2 separate regions of the Homo sapiens genome follow, and region 1 is linked to region 2. A link is a loop called in an ENCODE intact Hi-C map of the cell type or tissue named here. Cell type or tissue: PC-9. All regions are shown on one strand. Links, peaks and the distances in the headings refer to the core of each region. The heading gives the core; the rest is flanking DNA.

The links. Hi-C counts contacts between places; a loop is a spot of excess contacts. Peaks named below come from ENCODE experiments on the same cell type or tissue, not always from the same donor. Only the 100,000 strongest peaks of a DNase experiment are listed, where the experiment ranks them.
Region 1: it touches region 2 in a loop (2.1-fold over the local background); 3 of 110 quality-filtered maps call a loop at or near these places.

The regions. Positions count from the first base shown.
Region 1 is chr2:178,303,956-178,308,955 of GRCh38, reverse strand. It overlaps OSBPL6 (oxysterol binding protein like 6), which reads right to left. Exons shown (of 25, transcript NM_032523.4): 3 at 2,670-2,926. The coding sequence starts at 2,771. Among named protein-coding and RNA genes, the nearest start is that of CHROMR, 110 kb to the left of the region's middle. In PC-9, for the core only: CTCF peaks have their summits at 2,202 and 2,405 (motif pointing left); no DNase peak of the experiment used is centred there.
Region 2 is chr2:178,128,411-178,136,256 of GRCh38, reverse strand. It overlaps RBM45 (RNA binding motif protein 45), which reads right to left. Exons shown (of 10, transcript NM_152945.4): 10 at 6,601-6,860. Among named protein-coding and RNA genes, the nearest start is that of RBM45, 20 kb to the right of the region's middle. In PC-9, for the core only: CTCF peaks have their summits at 3,578 and 3,777 (motif pointing left); DNase peaks (open chromatin) are centred at 3,296 and 3,776; H3K27ac peaks cover 296 bases.

The DNA of each region.
Region 1 (5,000 bases), core at 1-5,000, 170 kb before region 2:
TGTGTAGGTAACAATGAGTCTGATGGATTTTGAGCATGAATCTGCCCTACTCAGGACATTTGAAATGGTGAGGCCATAAGTGAGATAGTGAGGCAAGCGCACTCTGCAGGATCCTGGGTAGAGGTGATGAGAGCTGTGAGAGGGAGCTGACAGTGGGAATAGAAGGAAATTATAATATTATGAAGGAGGAAATGATCAATAGGACTTGTTAACCTATTGAATGTGGGAGAAGCAAAGGAGAAAGACAGACATTGACCCTGGATCTCTAAGAGAATGGTTATCCTGATAGCAAATTGGTTTATACATATTGATTTAAGACACAGTGGTACCACTCAAGCGGCAGTGCATTTAAGTAGAAATGCTCAATCATTCATTAGTTACCTACGATTAGAACTTGAGAAGGAAAGGCAAATAATGTGCATTAAGATACCACTGTATTCTCAGCTATGTGCTAGATCCTAATTTAGGAGAGAAATGGGGCTGGAGTTTGCAATTTGGCACCATCTGCATAGATGTCAGTCAAATCAGGAGAATGGAAAGGATTCAATGAAGCCAAATTTATCACACTTTCTCTATGTCCCTTCACTATGAAAACAGTTATCACACAAAAATAGATGCATATAAAAAACACTACATCACATCACATGATCAGTCAAAATATCTGAGTTCCCTAAGTTAATTCTGAGGTTTAGGCAGTGATTGAGATAAGGAAGGAAAAACAGAACTGTAATTGATCTCTTCTATTCTTCTCTCCCCTTAGGGAGGTAGACAGACACAAAACAGGAGTCAGGAAGGAACCAGGGAAGAAAGTTTTTGGGAGCGTTTCCACCTGCTGAGATAAATAGGAGTAAAAATAAACTCTCTCCTTAAAGAATAATAACCCTTTGAAAAGCGTCTCTTACTTTTCTAGAACTCATTATCCATGTACAGACATGCTCCTTTCATTCCCATCATAAAACTTTTCATTCACAAGCCAGTGAGGAGTCACACATTCCACCTTCATGCTCCCTCCGGCACACCAGGGTCTCAGTGTTTCCCTATTGCTTTGCGTGCCCGTCCTGGAGCTCGGGTGCAACAGGCAGAATAACAACGCATGATAGATGTTTCTACAGGAGTCATCCGTCTTTACCATTTGCCACAATTCTCCAGGGTGAGCCGGGTCAACTGCTTCCTTCTTCCCAGCAGTCAGGAAGGTCATGCTGCTTACAATGACTCTCTCTCTGTTTAAATGCCCAGGGAAGGGAAAAATGGAAGAGCCATAACAAGAAAGAACAGCAGGGCAGGCAAAGGTAGACTAAATTTGCAAACTTAGAAAGCATCTCAGAATATAGTAGTTATTTAATATAAAAGTGCTTCCATTCCTGGTACTCTTACTTTCTTTGACTCTGTAAGTGCAATACAATAAATATTATAACTGTGTGTAATCACAGATTTAATGGCATGACTACTTCTAAAGAACCGAATATAGGTGTCGTCTTTGAACTCAATAACAAAAGACACCAGTATCAAAAGTTCCCCAAGACCCTGGAGTAGAAACACCTGCCTTAGGATCTGTGAAAGATATATACATTAGCACCCCTGGATTCTTACAGATTCTCCTGGAATTTCTTGCTAAAAAGGGAGAGAGAGTGTTGGGAGGGTTTCCTAAAAAGCATCCCCAGCAGTGTACTTGCACTATCGAAAATGAATTCATTTTTGGAAGTGGCTGTCTCAAGACCCATGTCTATATGATGGCCAATCAAATAACTGATGCTCACACTCCTAGAATCTAGGTAATATGCTCTGAAAACATAAAACAGGGGGTGAGGGGTGGAGGGGGTGAAGGAGAACCTGCATGATGCTCACTAATTGAAAGTTGCCAAAACGGAAAACTTTTATAAAAAGGTAATAACACCTACTTATTGGGAATTTCCAGTTACACAACCAAGATACTATCACAAGACAAATTATGATGGAAAATAATCATGCTCAGACCTGTGCTGGCTGAAATAACAACCTGTTCTGACAGTGAAGAACATTCATACGATGAAGGCTCACATAACCCTGCCAGCAGAATCGCCACTTCAACAGTAATGACATAACAAAAATAACTTGCAAAACTGGCTCAAATGGGACCATGGGCGTTTTCTACCATGATTAAGTAATAACCATTTACTTTCTCTGTTGCCTGTAAACATTGTTTGGGTTCTCACAGCTCTTAATTCCTGGTATTACAATTTTATCTGTAACCTAATTCCTGAATCTAGCTGTTACCAGATTCCACAAAATACCAAACAGAGTTAGGGCTTGGCAGCCCAGTGACAGCCTTATAGGAAGACGTCCTTTGCAGGGTTCACAGTTCCCTTTCCACCTCCATGAACGAAGAGAAGAGTGTTCAAGTTCTTGATGCTGGCTCCCCCTCCAGGTGCAGGGAGGAAAAGACGGCAGGGCTTCTCATAGCCACCCTACCAGCCTTCTGTGTCTGCCTTCTAAAAAAGAGTCCTAAATCACAGAGAAGCAAGAGTGGGAGCTTCATGACATCAATGAACGTACCTACAGAAAATGACGATTTTTCACTTGGAATAAAAGACTTTACAACAAAATTTCAGAATTAATTAGCAACCCCATCCTATCTCAGTGGTATTGCATTTGCATAAAACAACCAAAGGCACTTAATGCTCTTCTCTTACCTGCCTACTGTCCCTTTGGGAGGATGTTGAAGAGGAGGCACTTCTATGGGTTGGAGTGGATGTTTTATGAGCAGGGGAAATGCCCTTCTCATCTGAACTCATCGCTGCAGTTAGAGTCTCGTTTTATGCACTTAAGACCATCCCAATCTTCTCTCAAATCCACAAACAAAGAAGTAGATGATTTTTCAGCTTCATTCCATTTCATGAATCAGGTTTGACTAGAAAAGAGCAGGCAATATTGAGGGTGTCCAAACCACCTAAAAGCAAAACAAACAAGCCTCATATAAGTAATTAAAAGTCAAATTAAAATCATTATCTTTAGGATGAAATATTAATTTGTGTTAGTGAGAGGAGGAACTCTGACACATTAGGAAATACTTCTTCCTCTAGATTTTAAGGCGGAAGATGAAAGTGTCAGTGTGTAAAAAAAAAAAAAAAAAGGACTGTTAACAAGCAAAATGGGAAGAAATCATGTACTAAAGTCATATTCTCTCCTCTTGCATTTTCTTTGTTTTAAAGCAGATTATAACGCTATATTTGAGACCCTGATGCTAAAGACGCCAGATTCTCCTCCGGAAACGTAATCTCTCCTACCCAATGGACTAGAATAAGAGCTCGGTCCATGTTTGTCTTCAGTTTAGTTTAGCTATGTCATGTATGTGACGGTTAATCCAACACAAAGTAGTCAGTTACAAAAGAGTTAACACATTGTGTGCATCCTGTGATCCAGCATTTGTGAAGGATCCAGGAATACATATATCCACATTTATTTGTACCTCAAAACTACAGCATGCCTACATGTGACTCTCAACAACCAACATGCTCGCAAACATCTACAGATTGACAGGTTATCTTAGAGCAGGGGTAAATGGAGTTCCTTCACTTATGCACAGCCAACAGCCACTTCAATTTTTTTACTTGGATTCATGTAAGGAAGGTTTGCATTGTTAGTATTAAGGTTAAAGCTTGTGTCAGAGAGAAGCTCTTAAATTGGCCTTGTCTCCAACACAGCTATGCTAAAAAATGTTAAAAGGTAAGCACTATGGTATAACATTAAAAGCTTAAAAAATGATATTTCCCAAAAGATAGACAATTAAAGTGAACTTTATCCTCTTACAAGAAGAAGGTCACATTCTAGCCCCCATCTTAATGCTAATATCTTCTTGGAGGAAGTACAGAACACCAGAACACTTGTGTAGGCTTGTTAGCACAGGCTGGGAAGGAAAGCTGCTAGCAGGAAACAGAAATCAATTTTTAGGCCACAAAAAAGTGAGACCTGAACTTCAGTCCAGAGGGTGAGACACTGAATCAGATAAACAAAAAAAGATGGAGATATATGGGCATTATGAAGACAGTGACTGAGGTGAACTAATGGATCTGGGAGTTAGAGCTGAGGTCCAAAGAATGAGCGGTTTACTAAGTACCAGGGTGTCTGGCGTGACATGATCAACAGATGAGTGGTAGCCAATATGACTAGAGTCAGAGATATGGCGATATGGTGGTCAAAGAAATGCAGAGACCAGTCCCTGCAGGACCTTGTAGGCCATGACAGTTGCTATGGTCTGAATATGTGCACCAAAATTCATGTGTTAGAAACCTAACCCCAACGCAACAGTATTGGGAAGTGAGGCCTAATGGGAGGTGTTTAGGTCATGAGGGTGGAGCCCTTGTGACTAGGTTAGTGCCACTATATAAACAGCTTGTGATATGGTTTGGTTGTGTTCCCACCCACATCTCATCCTGAATTGTAGTTCCCATAATCCCCATATGTCATGGGAGGAACCAGATGAGAAGTAATTTGATCTTGGGGGCGGTTACCCTCATCCTGTCCTCATGAGAGGTCAGACCTGATGGTTTTGTAAGGGGCTTTCTCCTCTTTTGTTTGGCATTTCTCCTCGCTGCTGACATGTGAAGAAGGAAGTGTTTGCTTCCCCTTCTGCCATGATTATAAGTTTCCTAAGGCCTCCCCAGCCATGCAGAACCGTGAGTCAATTAAACCTCTTTCCTTTATAAATTAGGTGCTCTTGGGTATGTCTTTATTAGCAGCATGAGAATTGACTGATACAGCTTGTGGGAGTGGGTTCTCTCTCTTCTGCTTTCCTGCCATATGACGACATGAGGTTCCTCCTCTCCAGAGGATGCAGCATTTGAAGTGCCTCTTGGGAGCAGAGAGACAGGGCCCTAACCTGCTGGTGCCTTGATTTCCCAGCCTTCGGAACTGTGAGAAAGAAATTTATGTTCTTTATAACTTACCCAGTCTTGGGTATTCTGTTATAGAAGCACAAGTGGACTAAGACATTGGCATTTTGATTTTTATCATAAGCATGAGAA
Region 2 (7,846 bases), core at 1,097-6,096:
CTCACTGCAAGTTCCGCCTCCCGGGTTTACACCTTTCTCCTGCCTCAGCCTCCCAAGTAGCTGGGACTACAGGCGCCCGCCACCACACCTGCCTAATTTTTTGTATTTTTAGTACAGAAGGGGTTTCACCATGTTAACCAGGATGGTCTCGATCTCCTGACCTCGTGATCTGCCCACCTCGGCCTCCCAAAGTGCTGGGATTACAGGCGTGAGCCATCACACTGGGCTGTCATCTTGTTTTATTAACAGCATGTTCCAATGCAGAATTGGAGTCAGCCATTTTTTAAAATCCTACCCCTTACTGGGATTCTACTGAATTTCTATTTAGTAGAAATTCTTTCTAGTTTCCACTAACCTTAACCTAAGTTTCTATGATTGATATAAATTTTCTTCCTACTTAATGTTTTCCAGGATGTTTCTGTAGAATCCTGAGAGACGAGGGTTTGCAGAGGCTTGTATTTACACTAATAATTATTATCTTTCTTATTTTCTAGATGAGAAAACAGACCCAAAAAGGCCATGTGGGTACCACATATGAAACTCATTTTTGGGGAACTAAAGGCTAATAATATCAACAAGATCTAGAAGACATGATAAATTCCTGCTACAAATAGCTAAAAGCTATTAAGTAGAAGCTGGATATTCCAGGCACATTGCTAATCTTTAAGGATGATGTAAGGGAGATTTACTTCTGATTTCTTTTTGTGTGTGAAATACCTCCTTTGAGTTATCATAGTAAAATAAGACTGTAGGGACAACATTACAGTACCTGGTATAGACTCCCTATTGCCTATGATTCCCAGATTTAGGCTAAAAGTAGTAGGAGATGAGTCCTGTTAGGAATTTCTGGTGAAATAAACAAGCCAAGATGGTACCTAATGGTAGATGAATCCTGGTAGGAGTTGGTGATGATAAACCAAAGGTAGGTGCTATCTTTCCTAGTACACTCTTTTTTTGCCACTGTTGGCTCAATCTTGATATTGCCAAAGCAGCTCCCCTGTCCAGTGCTCTCAGCAACTATTGTAGATTGTTTCTAAAGTCAGTCCTTTAAGTAACAGATTAAAATCTTCTTCTCTATCCTCTTCAAAATGGTCACGCTGGCACTTGTATTAAGTTACGAATGTACTAATATAGAAGAGGGAGGAAGAGTTTTGTGCCAGTGGGGCAATGATATAAGAATGTAAAAATTATCTCCTAGGGCCAAAACCCAACACAGTGGATAGGCTTTGTTTTATTTTAAATTTATTTTTGAGATGGAGTCTTGCTCTGTCGCCCAGGCTGGAGTGCAGTGGCGAAATCTTGGCTCACTGCAACCTCCGCGTCAGCCTCCTTCATAGCTGGGATTACTCCAAGAGATTATCTCGCCTCAGCCTCCTTAGTAGCTGGGATTACAGGTGACTGCCACCATGCCTGGGTAATTTTTTTGTAGTAGAGACAGGGATTTACCAGGTTGGCCAGGCTGGTCTCAAACTCCTGACCTCAAGTGATCCGCCCACCTCAGCCTCCCACAGTGCTGAGATTACAGGCGTCAGCCACTGCGCCCGGCCCAGATAGGCTTTGTTGACAAAGAGAGAAAAAAATGAAATTACATATTTTTATATATCAGAACTTCTAGTAAATTAGTATATAACTTTAAAGTAGATGACTTTAATTTTTTTTCTGGCATAAAAAAACAACAAAAAAAAACAGAGCAAGCAAGCAAACAAAACCCTTAAAAACTCTGAGCTAATGAATGCTGTTACCTATGTCTTGTTAATGCTAGAAAATATTAATAATATATGAGCAAAAAAATTAGTTGTAACATCATTACTTACAAAATCAGAAAAGAATTTGGAGAAGAATTCAGAGAACGTAGTTTCACAGAAGTTATTGGTGGGAAGCACTTTGGTTATTCTTCTGTGCTCAGTATTTCCCCCAGTTTCTGTAGAAAACAGTACTGGTACTTGCCTTTTCACACAGTTCTTGAGTTTTGTACCTCATATACAAACAACTGTTTAAAAATGGTCTTCCGATGCCTTCCTTCTGCCACTTCTGCAGCATTTTGGTCAGACAGGCAGTTTCTAAGAGTCCCACGGTGGTATAGCCTAGGTTAGCTAGCTCACATGGACCTTGACATCCAGATACTGTCTTCAATTCATATATGACAGTCACAGAACTCCCTTTTTCTCTGATAATTACTCAGATAAATTTTCACAGGGCCTCGTAACTTTCTCAAAGTATAGTGGGAGCTGCATTTTCTACTAAGGACAAGACTTTTCTACCTTAAATAAAGTCAAAGCATGGCCATTGTAATGAATGAACTACAACTTGATATTTTAACTGAATATTTCTGTCTGATCTCCTATCAATACCATACCTTCAGTTCCCAGGATCCATGTGTTCTTGAGCTACTGTTTCTAGAAAAGGAAATAATGCAATCCATTTATTAGAATTCAAGTATTAAAATGGAACTTCTTGTCTAATAAGGATGACCATTTTTGTTTTCTCTTTACTGAAATCATATGTAAAAATAACTGCCCTGATTTTTAATAGCGCTTACCATCCACATATGGAACAAAGCCTGTGTGTGGCATACCTCTAGGTGAAAAGGCAATAGATTTCACTTGTTCTTGCCCTCACTGATTTTTAGCTTTAGTATTTATTAAAGCTATTGAAAGTTACAATGTACCTATAAATCAAAAGGTTTTTGGGTACATCAAAAAAGCATTCGTTTTACAAGAAGATTCATCTTACGATTATAAGAACACTCACATACACACAGAGGTATTTCTGTACCCTTTTGATTATTCTATTTCAGTTTTTTTGACAATGATAATTACATCTCCTTCATACTCCTTTGTCATTTAAAACAAATAACATTTACCTACGTACTTCTTCAGAACCCCAATCTTTGGTAATTTACTTAGACAATTCACTTAAAAATAAATGTAAATAAAAATATTAGGTAAAAGCTTTGAATGGCATAAACAATTACTATCCTTTACAAACATCAAAAAATATTCACTAAAGTAAAAAAAGATGGCCTATTATTTGTTATTTGTGAGACTGTGTTCTTCAATTTCTTAATGCAATTCATATTTACTGATATTAACTGAGGAAAAACCAGATGCTTAATTCTAAAAAATGCCCAAGGTAAAAAGACTAGGAAACAACTTCTCGATGCCTTACTTTTACAACAGTCCAACCTAAGGTCCAACATATGAAATCTCTTTGGGCCAGTATATTCCAAAGTGAATGCCACTGACCACCCCATCATAACCACAGCTTGTTCAAAAACTCACCCCAAACCTGCAGAACCAGTATACCTACATTTTAAACAAACACTCATGGTGATTCTTGTGGACACCAAAGTTAAAGAACCACAGTTTTGGCTGGGTGCAGTGGTTCACGCCTGTAATCCCAGCACTTTGGGAGGCCGAGGTGGGCAGGTCACCTGAGGTCAGGAGTTTGAGACCAGCCTGACCAACATGGAGAAACTGTCTCTACTAAAAATACAAAATCAGCTGGGTGTGGTGGCACGTGCCTGTAATCCCAGCTGCTCAGAAGGCTGAGGCAGCAGAATCGCTTGAACCCGGGAGGTGGAGGTTGCGGTGAGCTGAGATCGCACCATTGTACTCCAGCCTGGGCAACAAGAGTGAAACTCTGTCTCAAACAAACAAACAAACAAACAAACAAAAAAGAACCGCAGTTTTAGGCATTTCAAACACCATCATTTCCATCTCAGTGCCTTAAATTAAGATTGGAATGCTGCACTTTATCACCAATGTTTATCACCACCTAGTGGTAAAGTCCCTTATTTCTACTTTCCATGGATTCATTCATACTGAATAGGATCCCAATTAAGAGAGAACAAAATTCAGAGAAAGCTAAAATTTTAGAGTAATAATTTCCTGGCTATTTTTCACTACCTTTTTATCTACAGTAGATGAAACCTGTGAAACTAAAAGTACTGAACATTTTCTAAATGTATTTAACTTTGAAAAATTCTTTCTAGTATTTCAAGGAACATAGTTTGGAACATGTTGCTTTAGAAGCAGCAAATTTGACAGTTGCTTTCAGTAATCTACCATACAAGACCTCAGTTAATGAATTTACAAGAAGGCTTTAATCAGGCTTATTTTAAATGTTATTTCTTATTTTAACCACATAGTTGAGAGGTTTATTGAGATGTATTGCTTATTATTTAAAAAAATTTTTAAAGAAATATATACTAATAAAACTTCACTGTGTTGGCAGTTTTAATAACTAACATTTGCTGGGCATCCAAGTATTTATATATTATGTTCTTATACTCAAAGTGCATCTGAGAAGTAAACATTAAGGTGAAGACATAAACAACTAGATTAATAAATGCAATTTTTTAGGTTCTAGAATTTCCTCATTCTAAGAAAAATCTAAAATTCTGGCTTTTAAAATACAGCTTTAGGGATCAACTGCAAAAGATAGGAAGACAGGACCAAGGCTAAATAACTGAGAGGATTAAGATGAAATGCACTCTGAAGCTGAAGTAAGCATTGTTTACTGAGACATGCAATTGGGAAAGAAAACAAAACAACAGGTTGTACTGAAAAAGCAAAGTGTTTTGTAGGTAGAGAGGTATCATATGATCTCTTTAGAATTTATACTAGGATTCAAAGAAATACATCTAGATAAGGCACTTTACTCTTACCACAACTGTTTGCTGGGACCGGCTGCCTGACTGGTAGAAGGGAGAAACCGGGATCATTTAATCTGAACAGAGAATGTGGAGGGCTGGCCAGGTATATGATAGCTACCATGTGACAGATTCAAGCTCTCCTAGAAAGCCCAGTGAAATACTCTAATAGGGGAAAACTGTAGGAAATAGGATCTTATCTCAATTGTGAAGATTAACCAAAGATGCAATGGACTCAGGTAGGAGGTAGAGAGCTCCTTTCTATAACTGTTACTTTTACACTGTTTAGATTAACCACCTGGCAGAAATATTTTTGAGATAATTCAAGCATTAGTTACATGGCAGAGCCCAATAACTTGTAAGGAACAATTTAATTCCAATCTGTGAAAACTGAACTATGTGTACAGTAAATGAGTTTGGGATAACCACACCTATTTTTTGGTAATTAATCCACAACTTCCCTTGTTTAGGTTTTTCATTGCTTTGTTCTTTTAAAAAATTAAAAACAAAGAAACAGAGGACAGTGGCTATTCACAGGTACAATAACAGCACTCTGCAGCCTCGAACTCCTGGGCTCTGGCACTCCTACCGCCTCAGCCTCCTGAGTAGCTGGGACTACAGTCGCGCCACTGCACCCAGCTTTGCTTTCTCTTTAAAATACATCCTCTGCCTCACAGAAAGATACCTGGCCCAATTCTTGTCAGCAGTTTTGCCTGTGAAGGCACAACTAAATTTTCTTTTCTAAATTTGCTAAAATCACTGACTTTTAAAAGAAAAGATTTTAGTTTTCCAATGGAGATGTCCAAGTATAAGATACTCAGTTATTAAGATTGCTGAATTTAATCTTTCATCGTTTGAGTCAGAATGTGAGAAGTATAATGAGGAGATAATTACGTTTTAACAAATGCATGTCATTTATAATACCTTTTTATAAAAAGTGCCAAATGCTTGATTTAGATATACCTTTTTTATACATATCAATTCAATGTCATAGCTAATAATTTTTTTTTGTTAAAGTTTTCAAAATACAAGCAGAATAGATCCCTAATTTTTAATCTTTATTTAGTTTTAGTTTTTATTTTTGAGACAGGGTCTTGCTCTGTTGTCCAGGCTGCAGCAGCACTATTGTGGCTCACGGTAGCCTCGGTCTCCTAGGCTCAAGCAATCCTTCCGCTTCAGCTTTCTGAGTAGCTGGGACTGCAGGCACACACCACCACGCCTGGCTAATTTCATAATGTTTTGTGGAGACCGGGTCCTCTATGTTGCCCAGGCTGGTCTCCTCTTGAACTCTAGGGCTCAAGTGATCCTCCCACCTTGGCCTCCTAAAGTGCCAGGATTATAAGTGTGGTGAGCAACCACCCCTGGCCCTAATTTTAATCTTTAATTTCAAAATAACTATACCTCCTATTGTAGTCTGTTTTGAAAATTCCTTACATGTCATATTTTTGGAGTGGCCATTATTTCTATAAAGATAAAAATGTCCATCCCCCCAAAGCCACTGACATTTATTTAAATTTATTATCAGAAAGTTTTAATTTTTTTATCACTGTTGGCTTATAATCTTAGAGCTTCACAAAATTACCAACACATTTTGGTATAACTAAAAAAAATACAGTACAAAATATTTCCAATGATTTTGTCTTTTGTCCTTAGATTAAGTGTAAACAGTTAAGCTGCATATATAGATTGAGTAGCAATTACCATATTTTATTGACTCTAAGATGCAATTGATTGAAAAAAGCACCTTTTCATGTTTTATTAAGAAAGAAAATAAGGTTGTCGATTACACTATGCCATACAACTGATATTGAGATGCTTCTACTTTCAGGGGTGTTAAAATGTGAAAGATGTGCATCTCAAAATCAATGACATATGTCATTTAGTCAAATTCTAAAGACTGTCTATTAAATTTTTCCGTTCTTGTCTTTCACATAAATAAGTCATGATTTAGTTAAGCAAAGAAAACTTTATTTCTGCTACACGTAACAACATATTGCTCTAAGGAACAACTACTATATTCGTTTTAGCATTAATGTATGGATTCAAAAATACATGTCAGCAATCCCTGCTTCCCAGACAAAACAATGCTGTACACAGACTATCAGGTATATGGAAAAAAAAAAAGCTGTCAACTGTCCACAGGGAATGCGTCCAGTCACATTTTCAGTCAGTCAGCTGAGGATTATGTCATTATTTAGTCTTTGTTCTGTAGAAAGAACACAACACAAGTATGAAAATCATCACCTGAAAGGAAAGGAAATAGCTGTTGTAGTATTCCTAAAATGTTAGGAATTGTTCCTTTATTTCAATATACCCAATGTTATCTGCTTAATCATAGCTGCCCCCAAATAAAACCAAACTTACTAAGAAGGGCGATGCAGGTGCTGAATTTCTAGAGGGAAAGTGTTGTGAATTAACAAAAAATCTGATGCTCTGAAATACTAAAATTTATATTTTCCTCAAATAGAAAGAGAATTACATTGTGGTTATCAGACCCATCTCAAAATAGAATTCAACTACTTTCAATGTTATATCCTTGGATCAGTTGCTTCTATTTCCTAGGCATGACTCACTTAATCCCAGGCCCATACCTCAGAGATAAAAGAAACCAGCCTTCATGAGCTGTGTTTGCAGCCTTTTAAAAATTAAAGAAACAAACAAAAAAGTGCACCTACCCCAAAAAACTTGTCACAATCATATAAAATTTGGCAAAGTCTTCCACAGTATTTTATCGAAACTTAAAATAAGGTAATATGTTTATTTAATACACCAACAAAGAAGAAGAATCTCATAATGGAGTCCATTGTAAATAGGAGATCCGCAGCAAAAATAAAAAAAGCCATGCTGCAATTAGAAGAAATTCAAAACCGTGTAGCTAATCGTATCCTATCCAAACAGCCATTTTCAACTAACCTGACCCTATTTTATCTCTGCCCTGAATATGCGTAACAGTTCAAAAAAGGGAAAAATGATAGATTAAAATTTTTATGAACAGCCATGCTGAAAATGCAATTCCTCTGATGTAGGAAATTGGATGAGTTTAAGGGAAAAATGTGGTATTTATAAAGCTTAGTTCTCACAGTACCAACTGGCCACAAGGTAGTTTTATATCATTATACTTTTAGTTTCTGATCATTTGGATGTCATTATTTTAGATAAGAGGACATCTCAAAGGTTTCACTGAAGCTACAA